2 separate regions of the Mus musculus genome follow, and region 2 is linked to region 1. A link is a contact called in ENCODE Hi-C or POLR2A ChIA-PET data. All regions are on one chromosome and are shown on one strand. The core of a region is the stretch at or near the end of the contact, and the rest is flanking DNA. Distances in the headings are between cores, read along the strand shown. Region 1 holds the start of Zp2 (zona pellucida glycoprotein 2). Region 2 holds the start of Abca14 (ATP-binding cassette, sub-family A (ABC1), member 14).

Region 1 (7,313 bases), core at 2,705-5,204:
GATTCACCCAGATTAGTTGGCATAAGTTAGTGCTGTAGTTTCAAGAAGCCTGGCTGCTGACACACAGTAGAAGAGCACAGGGACAGATGTATCTTCCAATCCTGCCCTTGAGTTTTACACCTTTGGGTTTCCAGTTATCAAAAGACACTGGAAAAGCTAGACAAGTTTGGGGACAGGATATGGGATGTGTTATCAGTCAGTCCTTTGATTATCAATGTGACTGCAGATATTTGAGCCTTTTCTATTGCTAGACACAGTGTACTCAACATGGTGTGTACTCAGTTCTTAGAGCCACCTTGTCAGCCACCCTGCTCTTCCATTTTAGCCTTAAAAACAAAGCTTCAGTATGGAAAATGCATCAAGGCCACACAGCAAAACAGTAAAAACAAAATTGAAATTCATTCATCTGCTAAGCCCAGCTATGTCTACAACACAGCATTATTCTATTAACCCTGCTATAGCCATAAGAGAGAAAAATCATTCCACATCACTTACAGATATTAGATCTCTCCTGCAGACAACAATTTCTGAAATCTCATGGGTCTCTGCTTGAATAGCTGGACAGAAGAAATGATACATGTCATCTTTATATCTCACATCAGTGGTGGTGTCCCCCACTCTGATGTTCACCTGGTATCCACCAACCTGTGTACAAACGATACAAAAGAGGCAGTCGATTCCTCAGTGGGAAAGGCAGTTCGCGAAGACCATCCCATCTGACCATTAGAGTGGCAACACATTGGAGTTCAGCAGTACCAGTTCCTGAAGGCATTTCATTCCCTTGCCAGGAGGCTATAGCTAACTCTTTTGAGATATCCTTGTAAGACTCACAGGCTAAGAGGAGAGTTCAAACATTAGGGGTAGAGTCTGGTTTTCTGTTACATTTCTATTATGGTCTATTATGCTGGGAATCATGGTCCTATTCCCAGACATCTACACAGGTTATTCAAATATACCCACTCAGCAACTAAATCGATGCCCTTGAGCTGAGAGGAGCCAACTTTGTTACCCCTGACCTCAGGGAACTTAGTCTAAGGCAAGATGATTGTTACCTAACAATTTTCTGTTAAGTATTAGATAGTAACTATCCTAGAATTTATGTCATCTTAACATTAAGACCCATTCTTAATCCATAGCTCATTACATAAAGGCTAGGAGACTAGATTTGGCATTCACAGGTTGCAGTTAGGAGATGCTGAACCCAAAGGACAGCAACTCAAGTTTCTTGAAGTTGGGAAGGCCTGTATTCATAGGAGAAGGACATCAGTTTGGGAGGGATATGTGCTGGGGAGTTCTGGGAGAAGTTGGAAGTGAGTGAGGGGGTGGGTATGATAAACACGTTGTATACACGTATGAAACTTTCAAAGACTAAAGAAACAGATACGTTTAAATTGGTACAGATTTTCACAAAAGGTATTTACTTTTCTGGGCCATCTCAGAGGATTTTAGTTGCCCAGATGACCGCTCAGAAAGCAGAGTCTATGAATATACACAAAGCTTACACTATAGGCTCCAGCATCAGGGTTAGTTGATGTAGCCTGTTAAACAGGGAATTTCCAGGACTTACCCCACACCCACATCAACTGAAAGTCTTGATAGAAGCTTGAAAACTTCTGCCATGTGGCAGGTTTTTATTTTATTACACCTGATTACCCTGATTGGGCAATCCTGTTGCTTGGTAATAGAGAAAACCTTATTGCTTAGCAACTCTTTGCTTTTTAACACCTGTTCTTAAGCTAGGTTCTCTATCCAGTAGCACCAAAAATAGCTTTCCATCTCACACAAGGGTTAGATTAAAATAGCTCCATGACCAAGCATTTGCTTTGTCTAAGTCGCATGTCCTGCCTTGATTTCTATAGTATTATTAATCTTTATACCCTGTGGGGATGACAGCATCTTTTCAGTTTTCCTATAAGCAAAGTAGCAAGGTTAAGTAGCTTACTTAAAGTCAAACCCAAGGCTAATAGCTCAAGCACTAGGCTTTTTTAACAGTGATATTTCAGACCTCCTGTTTCAGGGACATTATAGGCTATTTGACAATATCCTTGACTTATAGCCACATTGATGACAGGAGTAGAGTCCATCCTACCTCCAGAATGTTTCTAGGCATGATCAAAAGTTTCCTCTGGGTATGCCAGTAATACAACAAAATAAGCCAATCTGGTTGAGGACTGCTGTTCTGTTTCATGGTCTAAATCACCATAGCGATTATGTTTCTACTCTCTAAGTCACTCCCCCAAGACACTTGCTTACCACTTTTATAGTGCAGGTCTCGTAAGGGAACTTCAGGACGAACCTTTCCAAGTCCAGAGCATAAGTGCAGTTCAAAATTTCACTACCAAGGGTATCTACAGAAGACAGATAGCCAAGAAATGCATTCAAGGGGCAGAGCCAACTGAAAGTTCCCAGCTGGGATTTCTCATCCACATCCAAGGCACGTCTATCACTTTTGACCCAACCTAGTGACATGATCAAACTTCAGGTGTTGTGACTTACACCCAGAAGTTTCCCACTGGATCCCAAATAAGTCATATTACCCAGAAAAGCAGGTATTCCGCTCAGGTTGGCACTGAGCAAGTCAGGGACCCCATGGTACTACGGAAGGTGAATGCCAGTCACTCCAAGGGTTGGACTCTGTGTACCCATTAGAGGGGTCCTTACTTTCTACAAGTTGGAATTAAGATCACATAGTACGTACTACATACCCACCACAGAAGGATTCCATTTTTCCATGTCAAATCTGCTTGAAAATTCAATTCTCACTTCGTCTTTGTCACAAATGAGAGTGCCTGGACAACAGAGAAAGGTTTTGGAGGCCTTTTGAGTGACAGGAGACACTTGCTACAGGAAAGCGTGCAAACACCATCTTCTGTGGGCTGTTAAGGATGGGGAGGACACTCAGCCTCAGGGAGCTCACAGAGTAAGGCTTAAAATGCAATACAAGATACCAGAGCTTTAAGGGTGTTCCCATTCAACACCCAGAGATCCAAGGAGTACTCCAGCTTCCAGTTGACAAATCAGGCTCAGAAACCTTGACTACCTGGGGATGGAGCTGCCAGTTGTGGGGATGGCAGGTCTCAAGAGCAGAAGCTTGTTATTTCAAATTAGAGCTTTAAGAAGAAAATCCTGAATAAATCCCAGGGAAGTATCTTAATTCAAGACTAAATCCTGCCCATGACCTGCCTTTCTGCAGCCAATGGCTCAGGGGAGAGTCTCCCTGGCACTTTGTTTCACAAGGCAAGTTCTTGCCGGGTCTGACGCTGATGCCTTAAGCTTAAGGCATAGATGAAGACCATTGCTCCTACATGTGAGGGTCAGAGCGTGACTTATTTTAGGTTCTGGAAAACATGAGGCAGTGAGGGCTTGGGAAGTAGCACAGACGTTCTTTTGAATTCTGTTTAGCTAACACAGCAAGCCCACAGATGACTAGGAGAACTTCTTTAATGGCTAACTTAAGAAGGGAGTGAGTGAAGCTAGGCAATGGAGGCACACACCTGAAAAACCAGCTTTAAGGAGGCTGAGGCAGGAGGATTGAGACATTGGGTTGAGGCCCGACTGGAATGCACAGCAAGTCCCGGTTGGAAGGGATGATGGAGAGAGGCAGAGGGGAGACGGGAGGGAGAACAGAGTGGAGAGCTATTCCACCTGCAGACTTTTCTCTTTGGACAGAGGGTTCTCTTGCCCAAGAGACATACCTGGGAAGGCAGGATTCTCGGACTGAGGAAGGCTTACTGAGTTCACTGAAGTCACAAGGGTGAATAAGAGGGAAAGAAACCTGTAGATGCTGGATAGGAGAGAGAGAAAACGTTAAGAAAGAGTGAACTTGAGCCAAGAAGCCACTGCATTCCCTGCCCTCATTCCCAGAATGCCTCACCTCCTGCCGCACGGAGAGCTTACAGATGCTTTCCTCTGCCACCTCGCCATGTTGGAAGGTACCACCAAAGCGCCGAGGTGAGGCCGTGCAGCAGCTGTGCGCGCTGTTATAGCCGCAGGTAGGGTGTGACTCCACCCTTTCACAATTGGGGGCACCTGGCTCTCCCAGCCCAGCTGAGAGGGAGAGATTTGGGAAGAAAGTGCCATCTGCCCTCCCTTACACTTGCCTCCAGGTTCTGCCAGCAGCTTTTGAGGGGCAGAAGTAAAACCAGAATGCCCCAAAATTGGCTCCAGGTGAGTAAATTAGTGATTTGGGGAGAAAATTCAGATCTTTTAAGCAAGATATCTACAATTCCAGTGTAGTGAAGGATGCTGGGGTTCATTAAGGAAGGGCATCTGTTTGTACTTCTAATGCTTTCCTGTGGGTGCTACATGGGAGAGAGGGGTTAAAAAAAAAAAGAATAAATGTAAGCAAATAAGGTCATAAAATCCCTACCCTTGATCCCAAAATGCTTTGTTTCCCGGCAGTTATGGAAGTTAGCAGTCACTCCCATGATGGTCAAGAAGGACCTAAAAAGTGAATTAGACAATGACATGTGGATTTGTGTCCACACATAAAAGAGAAGTGTAGACACTAAAGAGTGCAGACGCATGGAGTGCTACTTCTGTAATTCCAGCACTTAGAACTGAGGCAGGAGGACTGGGAGCTGAAGGTCAGTTAGACTGAGAGATCCTACTTTGGAAAACAAGCCTCCCCCCAAAGAGAAAAGACACACTTACTTTTAAGCTTGCTATTGATAATGTTCGTATACTATGAAATGTCACAGGCTTTTCCCTATCAGCACCACAGGTGTTGCCCAAAGAAACTCCATTTTATGCTAGGCATCCACTTTGTACCAACTAGCTGTTTGTCTCTGCCTCCATCCCCTGGAACGTAAGTTCCCAGTAACCCTTAGTCGTGATCCCCACCCAAAAATGCACACCTGTGACCATCGCCTTGCTATGATGTGACTAACTGCTTTTATGGCTTCTGTAACTTGCTTACGTAGACACCCTAAGGATTACTTTGGGTCACTGTGACCACGTGGCAGAACAGACCAGTTTTTTCTTGCTTGTGTAGGTACTGGAAGTTTTCATCTTTCAAAAACCCTTCCCATACCCCTCCTTCACAGCATGCCTGAGATTTGGTTTTAAGGTTGTCATCCTGCTATCAGCTAATCAATAAATCCTTTGATTATAATTGGATTGAGCCTGTGGTCTTTCCCTAAGGGTCACAAGCTCTATAACATTGTGTTATTTAAACAAAACCATACCCAGTGATGAAGTTTAAACACTGTTTTGTAGCGTCCTTTTACCACTGACAACATTCCTGTATCAAGCATGGTCATTGTGAGGGTTGTGTAGCCACATGTCACACATACTCACAGATATGGTTGTATTACATGTACACATATGACTCATTTTAAGGATTCTATAGTCACTGTTTAGATAAACCAGTATTTATTTAACTGTTCCTTCCCTATAGATGCTAAGTGGTTTCCAGTGTTTCATCAAATAGGATGATATATTTTTTGACACAGACTCTTGCAATATAGCTCAGGCTACTTTAGATCAGAGATCTTCCTGCCCACTTCTTCCATATGGTATGTTTATAAGTGGGTGCTCCCATACTGGTTAACACGGTGGATATTTTTATACGTCTGTCTGGCTAACCCTTACTATAATTCCTAAAAGTATATTCCATGGGTCAAAGAGTATTATGATCTAAGAACAGAACAACAGGGATACTTAGGCATTTACAAGCCAGGAACCTGTGGCCAAACAGCCCTCCCAAGCTTTGATAATTTAATATCAGCGGAGAATTCAGATGTCCAGAAACTGGGTCTCTTTGCCATCTCTCATTGCTCTTTGAGATGCCTAAATATGTTCAGCTTGTGTTCTGCAACAGGTGAATATGGTCAGCAAACTCCGGGCAAGCTTAGGGTGGTATTTGAAGTGACTGGTGCATGTGTTTCCCTCCTGGTATATCTGGAAGGGTAATCTACACTTGTCTACCTGAAGTATCAGTTCAGGTTATAATCACATTGTCCCACTGCCGTTGGCTTCTCATTACTATCATTCCTGGGTCCCACGCAACAGCCAGTGAATCAGATACTGGTGGGTGGAGGCTGGGCGGTTATCTCAACAAGCACCACAGGTACTTGTTATAATTATAAAAATCAGGAAAACACCTGGAGGGAGGTGAGCCTGGGAAGGAATAGTCGCAGTGGTTCATCTCTGCCTGGGAATGAACTGAGTGGATTAGTGTCTGTGGGGGAGGGGATGCGGAGCAAAGCGCAGTCCACCAGGAATGGACCTCAGAGCTGGGGAATGGGTCCTAAGAGCAGAAGCTTGATTTCAAGAGCAACTCGTTCTGGGTGTGTTTGCTCTAAAGCGGCATCTTTCCCACAAATGTGAAGCTGACTAGGCCCCGTGAAGGCTACGACTGTGATGAGACAACTGTAGCTAAAGAAACCCGCACCTGGGACTCAGGTCAGTGGAGACACCAGTTAAAGAGGTCAAAGGTCAGTATGTTTATTTCACCATCCCAGGCCTTGCTACCTGTGTTTTGACTGTGCCTTTTCTCCAGAATGGGAAGGCTTTGCCTCAGAACAGTGGTTCTCAACCTTCCTGATGCTACGACCCTTTTATACAGTTCCTCAAGGTCTGGTGACCCCAACTATAAAATTATTCTTTTTTAAATTAGGTATTTATTTCATTTACATTTCCAATGCTATCCCAAAAGTCCCCCACACGCTCCCCCACCCACTCCCCCACCCTCCCACTCCCACTTCTTGGCCCCTGGCGTTCCCCTGTACTAAGGCATATAAAGTTTGTATAACCAATGGGCCTCTCTTTCCAGTGATGGCCGACTAGGCCATCTTCTGATACATATGCAGCTAGAGACATGAGCTCCGGGGTACTGGTTAGTTCATAATGTTGTTCCACCTACAGGGTTGCAGACCCCTTTAGCTCCTTGGTTACTTTCTCTAGCTCCTCCATTGGGTGATCCACCCAATAGCTGACTGTGAGCATCCACTTCTGTGTTTGCTAGGCCCCAGCATAGTCTCACAAGAGACAGCTATATCTGGGTCCTTTCAACAAAATCTTGCTAGTGTATGCAATGGTGTCAGCGTTTGAAAGCTGATTATGGGATGGATCCCCGGATATGGCAGTTTCTAGATGGTCCATCCTTTCGTCTCCGCTCCAAACTTTGTCTCTGTAACTCCTTCCCTGGGTGTTTTGTTCCCAATTCTAAGAAGGGGCAAAGTGTCCACACTTTGGTCTTCGTTCTTCTTGAGTTTCATGTGTTTTGTAAATTGTATTTTATATCTTGGGTATTCTAAGTTTCTGGGCTAATATCCACTTATCATTGAGTACATATTGTGTGAGTTCTTTTG
Region 2 (7,313 bases), core at 3,241-5,740, 59 kb after region 1:
TCTTCAACCTGTAAAAATGAAGATGATGCCAACAGTGCAGAGGGTACTGAGAGCATTAAATACAGCTACATAAGGGAAGCCACTGTATACAGTAAGCACTCAAACATCACCTATTTTGTTTTCATGCCCTGGGACTCTCAGATCTCCAAGCTGAGGTGAGCTTTAGGGATATGAACATCACTTCCCATCTCAAGAGCTTTGGAAAGACATTGTCCCCAGATGCCAACTTGAGAATGACTCAGGCTGACTCTCTGGCTTGGGGTTTGTCGTTCAGTGGTCTTCGAACTTATATGGGCACAAGGAAAACCAAGAAAATGGAATCCCTAGGTAGGAATTAAATTATCCTTGGCTTCCAAGGCTCCTAGGAGGTTCTGATGTCCAGGGAGGATTGAGCATTTGTCAAGCCCTTTACTCATCTCGGCTGGGACTCAAAAGGCGAGTGTTATCATAATTCTAATTTTACAGGGGAGAAGCTGAGTCCTGTAGCAACAGAGCACTCGGCAAAGTCCCAGAGCCCCACCATCTAGTATGAAAGGCCGATGCTCAAGAAGCAAGGCTGGGCGTCAAACCTCTTCAGTCTAAGCCAACGGTGTATCCAGTCTAGGACTAATGGTTGTAGGCAGCATAGCTGTTACTGCTGTGGATGAGCACAGGGTAAGAAGAGCTAGACCCTCATCTCTAGTGGGGTAATGGACAGCTGGATTTCTTAGGGAATTCAGACATCCAGAGGAGAGGGAAAGGGGGAAAGAGGGTGGGAGCCTGAGAGCCAGCTTGAAGGACTCTAGGAGGTAAGAGTATCAACACCACGGTCAATCAAGTGGACCTAGGAGCGATCTCACTTCCCGGCTGTGTGACCTCAAACCGAGGGTCTCACCTAAGCCTCAGAAATCTCAACAAAACTTAACAGGAAATGCCCAGTTCATATTCAGCACTTGACAGGCTGAGGCAGGAGGATTTCATATGTGTGTGTGTGTGTGTGTGTGTGTGTGTGTGTCCTGGGACACAAAGCAAGCAAGCAAACAGATAAAGCAGTAGAACTTAGTCCAGCCTTGCTTCTTATTAGGGGGTTCAGTTGAGCACAGCTGTTGCATCCCTGAAGTGGGGTAACAATATCATGTTGCTCCTGGGTAGTTTTAATTGTACAGGTAATGTGCTTAGAGTTCCACATCTCCCCAATTGCTCGGTAAATGTGAGTTACTGCTCCTGTTATACCTTGCTAGATGATAAAGATAGATGTCAGGAAGACACCCACAGGTTACTGTGTCTTTTCCTCCATACAGGGAGGGCTTCAATGAATAAAAGTCCCTTCAGCTACTGCTTTAGTTCAAGCTGCGCACTTGGTGTATCTGAGCGTGTTACAAGACCATAAGCATGAACAACAGGATCGTTACTTCTACAGCCACACACTCGCCACCGCTATAGGCACAAGCGGCCCTAGAAACAGGTGCTGTCACGGATCACCATTGATGTCTCCTGTCTGGTCGCTTGCAATCATATTACTTCTCACTAGCGTCTAGGCTTAATTCTGGGCCCAAGGAACACTCTCTATTCCAGGGGAGGCTTCCTCTACCCTCTCTGCCCCAGAGGAGAAGAGACTGCTCACCGCCAGCAGGGAGCCATTGCTGGGATCAAAGAGAAGCACCGATGCCTGATGGGAGGGGACCGCTGTGTTGCTGTGGCCCTCATAGAAGGTGACTAACTTGGTGGTGAGCGCATCCTCAGCAGCACTGTAGGCAGGCATGACTCCCAGGAAGCTGAGAGAGAGAGAGAGAGAGAGAGAGAGAGAGAGAGAGAGAGAGAGAGAGAGAGCGCAATTTCAACTCCTTCCAGTCAATGCTGAGTGTTCAATGAAGTCCCGTTCATCTTCCCTCCTCCATTAATGCTGTGCTGGCACGCCATTCCGTTTGCGCTCATTCCTCTGCCCTTCTGCCCTTCCCTGAGGCTGGACTCACGGTCTGGCTCTGGACCAGAAAGCCATCACACAGCTCAGCCACTTCTTGGCTCTGTAAGCTTCCGCAAATCGCTCTACCTCTCAGTTTTCAACTAGCAGAGCAACAGCCCTGGTACCTCCCTTTCCAAGGACAGGGAGTTGAATTACAGCAGGTGGCACCTGAAAAGCGCTTTCTTGGTAGAAGCCCGGTGGGTTAGTGCCCCTTAAGTAGCAGCTGTTATTAGCAGAGATCAACAAGCCCTCTCCTCCCTTCTCCTATCGCTTTCCTCAGCGTCCCTTCGCGCCTTTCTTTCCCCTTTCTCCCATCCCCTTCTGGTCCCTTACACTCACCCTCGGTGCTTGGCTACAGGCACCACGGTGCGCACTGGCTGCATGACCCCTCCGTCGGGACCTTTGGAGAAGTTGGCCAGTGCGGCCTCCAGGGGTGGGATGAGAAGGCTGGAGCTGCGAAGGTGATCCTGCACCTCCTCTGCGCTCAGGAACGCTGGCGCCCGCTTCATCTCGCCGCCTGCCTTCGAACCCGGGCTGAAACACACTCCACGTTCCAGGAGCTGAGCCCTAAATGAGCGGACTGCCTGAGTAGCAGTGTTGGGCGGGCCTCCTGGGGCGGAGCATCGCCGCCCCTGCCGCCCCTCGGGCCGCGCCCCTGCCGCCCACCCCAACTCCTTGGATTCCAGGGCTTTCTCCCTAAGATTGGAATCAAGGCGGCAGGCTGGGAGTGATGATTCTTGAGTCAGCTGTTCCCATTCCTGTAATTAGCCAACTGACATTCCTGGGCACGCTGTGTGTGTGTGTGTTTGTGTGTGTGTGTGTGTGTGTGTGTGTGTGTGTGTGTGTGTGTGTGTAGAGGACTTTCTGGTTCCACCTTGCTCTTCCACACCAGATCCCCTGGGGGTAGTATTGTGAGAAAGGCAGATGAGAAGGGGCTTGGAGGGTTTTGTTATAGTTTTAATTTTGTCTATTTCTGGAGTTTCTTCTATTCCCAATCTCCTTCCCACACCACCCCTAGTCCTTAACTGTTGCGTTAAACGTAAAGTTGACCCAGGTTAAACAAAACAACCTTCACCTTGAAGTCTCAGACAAGGGTAATGGCTTCCATCATGTAAAGAGCCAAAATGCAGTCTGTGTATTTGTTTTCCCCAAGGAGTTCATATTGTATTTAAAAGCAGGACTCTAGGCAGTGATGCCTAATGTTCTACTATTGATGGAGTAGTGACGCCTAACCTTGACCAGTAATTGGAGAAAGTGCTTCCGGGAACTCAAAGAAAATAGACTATTCTGCCCCAGAGTGGTAAGGTGTCAGGAAGGAGCAAAGAAAACTAGGGCTGCAAATACTCATAGCAGGAACAGCCTATCTCGTTTGACTACATCAACAGTCACCGAGGTATGCAGATGCTCTTGTTAGCTCCAGGGTTTGTCCAAGGTCATCCTGGGAGTCCGCAGCAGTTAGGTTTCATTTGGGGCATGTGTGTGTGTGTGTGTGTGTGTGTGTGTGTGTGTGTGTGTGTGTATGTGTGTGTCATGTGTGCACATTTCCAAGGAAGCCAGAAGAGGGCATCAGATCTCCTGGAACTGGAGGTTACAGGTGTAAGCCACCCTACATGGATACTATGAAGTGAACTAGGGTCCTCTAGAAGAGCTCCAACAGCAGAGTCATCTCGGCTGCCCGTTTTGTTTTGTTTTGTTTTGTTTTGTTTTGTTTTGTTGAGACAGGGTCTCACCTAGGCCACCCCCGGCTTCAAAATTCCTATGTAGTCAAGGCTTGGCCTTGACTTCCCAAATGCTAGGACAACAGGTGTACACCACCAGAGCCAGCTTTAATTTTTATTACTATTAAAACAATACAACTATTATTAAGTGTAGTAATGACTTTCGAGAAAGACTACTATTAATAAACTCAGTAGTAATGTAGGGGAAGCTGCTGCGTCTCTTCCCCGCCTTCCCTGAAGCAGTATCTCTGCCTGGGGAAATTTTCTGCTGCCCCCTACAGATCTAGAAAGAAGTGGGTCATGTCACTTGCTGCTCCCTAGACTGATACCAACACACTAAAGGTGAGAGTGCAGCAAAACAGTCCAGTCCCCAGGCTGCAGCAATATCGAGTCAGCAAGGCTTACTGGACACACAGAGTAGGTAAGCCAATGCTCAAGAGAAATATTAAAACAGCAAAAATTAAAAGATAAAAAATAAAAAGATAAAAATTAACCAAAGGAGAACAACAGTGAACAATATCAAAAATTAAATAGAAGTTAGAATAGCGGAGCTTCTCTTTTGCTGTGGATGGACGGACTCTAAGACAGCTTCTAAGCACATACGTACACAAAAAGATTGGAAATGTACGAAAGTTTTTATCTGGACCTCTGAGTTCTGCTATCGCTTCAACCGTCTTGCTGGCTTTACTACGAGAATCTCTGTTTCTAAAGGAGTGAGCCAAACTCAGTAGAGTGGAAAAGGCTCCAGAGTGCACAGGGGCTACACTCAGGCGGCTCCTTCCAGCGCGCGCCTGGTTCCCATCGCGCACCCGGATCGGATCTGCGCCGCCAGGCGGTTGGCTAGAGCGTTGAGAGGAGCGGTGCCCGGGCGACGAGCGTCCCCTCGTGGCTGTGATGGTGGCCGTGGCTGTTGTGTAGTCCGAGAGGTGTGTGTCAGGGATGGACCTGCTCTGCAGCTGCCCTTAGACGCCCCAGGAGTCCGATGTGGGTCCTCCACATCCACCCACAGGGACTTAGGAACGAATTTCATTGTGTATGTGTGTTGCCAGCCTAAAAGAGAGGACTGGCTGTCTAAAGCAGTGGTTCTCAACCTTCCTAATGCTGCGACCCTTTAATACAGTTCCTCATGTTGTGACGACCCCCAACCATAAAATTGTTGCTACTTCACAACTATAGTTTTGCTACTGTTATGAATCATAATGTAAACATACGTGTTTCCCAGTGGTCTTAGGTGACCTCTGGGAAAGGGTCTTTGAGAACTGCTAGTCTAAAGAGTTAACATCTGGACATCTGGGCTGTGCATGCTGTGGATACAAGGCACATCAGTCTCAAAGACGGTTGAGGTGGGACACTTCTAAGGGCGGAAGTATACCGCCCTGGGTTTTGAAATTGAGCTTGGGGCTGACAGGGATTTGTTGCAGGAGTTGACTTCCGTAGCAAGAGGCAGTGTGCGGAGCATATGTAAGTGACCCATGCATTGTGGAGGCTGAGGCAGGAGCTTGAGGGCAAACAGGCTACAAGACCCTGCCTCAGAAAGCAAACAGAAGAAAAGGGCCCTTAGGCTTTCCTGGGGGTAGTTTTATGATAGACATTGTGTGCCTGTGTTACCCTCTTAACTTCCCAACTTATGGCTTGGCTAGTTTGATTATGACCCCTTCTCTTCTCTTCCCTCCCCTCCCTGCCCCTTTATTATTTTTAAGACCTGGCTGACCTTGGGCTCATTATATAGTCCAAGTTACCCTCAAATGCATGGCAGTCCTCTGTCCCCAGCCTCCGTAGTTCTGGGATTAACAGCATGTGCCATCCCATCTAGCACGACTCTATTTTGATATGGACACTGTTTACAGTTGAGGGGCTAGAAGGAGGAATTCGGGGACCCAGGATCAACTCTGGTCTTAACCTGACTTGAGGCAAATCACTTGACTTCTGTGTCTCCTCTTCAATGAGAAAGTAATTCTTTATTAATCTCACAGGCTTAAAACATTACAGTTCCACACAACATAAGATTAACCATATTTTTGAGTGTCCCTTACCACACTCAATGTCTGTACTAGTTCCAGAACATTTCATCACTCCCCAAATAAACCCTGCACTTATTAAGCAGTCGCTCTCCACTGCCTACTCCCTACAGCCCCTGGCAACTGCTGCTCTTTTTGTGTGCCTGGATTAGTGAAGTCTGGACAATTCATATGAGTGGAATCATATACGCTTTGCTTAGCATACTGCTTTCAAGGTCCCTGCCTGTTGTAGCAGGTACCCTACCTACATCATTCCTTATATGGGCAAACGAGACTCCGTGGTGGGGAATTGCCTTGTCCCATATTGTTAATCAGTTGAATGGACCTTGGGGTTACGATGACTTTGCGAACATTTTTTATATGTTTTATTTTACATTTGTTTATTTAATGTGTGTGCACGTGTGTGGAGGTCAGAGGCAGCATGTGGGAGTCACTCCTCTCCCACCACCACGTGAGTCCAGCAATCAGACTCAGCTCATCCACCTTAAGGAAGCATCCTTACCTGCTAAACCATCTCACTGGCCCTATACTTTGGGGTGGGGGAGGGGAGACAGGGATGGACATATTTCTATTTTCTAGAAGTGAAACTGAAGGATTATACAGACATTGGACATTTGGCTTTGTGAGAAGTAAGCTGCCAGTCTACTTCCCAATACGCTCTGCCCCATGTGCCACCAGTGGGCAAAGGTTCCAGTTTTCTCCTCTCTCGGCACATGCTATTTTCTATTTTGTCCTTGATATAGAATGTTAGTGTATAGCACGGGAAGTTGAAGCCCAGTGAACATTTAGTTCTCATTTGTTCTGGGTGCTAAAGTGGGGAACTTTTAATGAGGCCTTTGGCTATCTGTTTCTTTGTGGAAATGTCTGTTTAGGACTCGTTTTTATTTGTTTACTAGGACTGTATTTAGCCCCTTATTTATTTGGTGTGTCTTTTGTTGCATTGTAAGGGCTGCTCTCTATGTTCAGGATCTGATTTGGCAACGCTTCCTTCCTTCAACTCTCATGCATAGTTAAGAGATGACTCATGACTTCTGTTTATTCTGAGTCTGTTGTTTAGGCCACCACTCCCCCAACCCCGGCTCCTGTCGCTGACCATTTTGCCACTGAACGGCACACAACACGAGGTTCAAACCCAGTTTCGCACCTCTGCACTGAGATAGTTAGTTGAGCACAGTTGGTGACAGTCGTGTTCTTCCCCCGGTGAGTGAGCTAGTGTGATGTCTGTCAACCCTGGTGCATGGAGCGTTTCCAGACTCTGCCTGTGCTTTTCTCAGTTTTGATCTATGCTGATGCTGATTGACAAACAGAAAGTGTTGATATCAGGAATCGTGGGCCTGCCAACTTGATTCCTTCCCCACAGTTTCTCCATCCAGCATTCCTAGGACCATCCTGTTCAAGGCCGCTGGGTTTTGAGCTGAAGACCAACTTTGGGGCGCTTCTGCTGGGAAGGTGGTTGGTCTTTCGGTCTGTGAATACAGGGTTCTCTTTTGTTTCTTATGGTCAAAACCATTGGCCCATAATTGTTCAATGTGATTGATAGTCCTGAAAAAAAAAATAACATGCTGGTGATTTTGATGCTATATAGGATTTTATCACAATGACTAAAATGTGATGTCCTTAGTGTCCTCTGCATAG

The links. Hi-C counts contacts between places; a loop is a spot of excess contacts on that map. ChIA-PET counts read pairs that join two places held with the same protein, here RNA polymerase II (POLR2A).
Region 2: a loop to region 1 is called in a map of T-helper 17 cell, with 2.3 times the contacts of the local background. The contact joins the promoter of Abca14 here to the promoter of Zp2 in region 1. A Hi-C loop is called at or near these places in 2 of 37 maps with a recorded cell type or tissue (T-helper 17 cell and gastrocnemius). POLR2A ChIA-PET finds 5 or more read pairs at or near these places in 1 of 5 experiments (embryonic stem cell).

What each region holds. Positions count from the first base shown.
Region 1 is chr7:120,141,337-120,148,649 of GRCm38, forward strand. Zp2 (zona pellucida glycoprotein 2) reads right to left here and starts at 3,955. Exons shown (of 18, transcript NM_011775.7): 1 at 3,875-3,955; 2 at 3,696-3,784; 3 at 2,706-2,789; 4 at 2,254-2,348; 5 at 496-645. The coding sequence starts at 3,924.
Region 2 is chr7:120,199,474-120,206,786 of GRCm38, forward strand. It overlaps Abca14 (ATP-binding cassette, sub-family A (ABC1), member 14), which reads left to right and starts at 4,491. Exons shown (of 31, transcript NM_026458.4): 1 at 4,491-4,586. It overlaps Crym (crystallin, mu), which reads right to left and starts at 2,516. Exons shown (of 8, transcript NM_016669.2): 1 at 2,282-2,516; 2 at 1,604-1,754. The coding sequence starts at 2,451.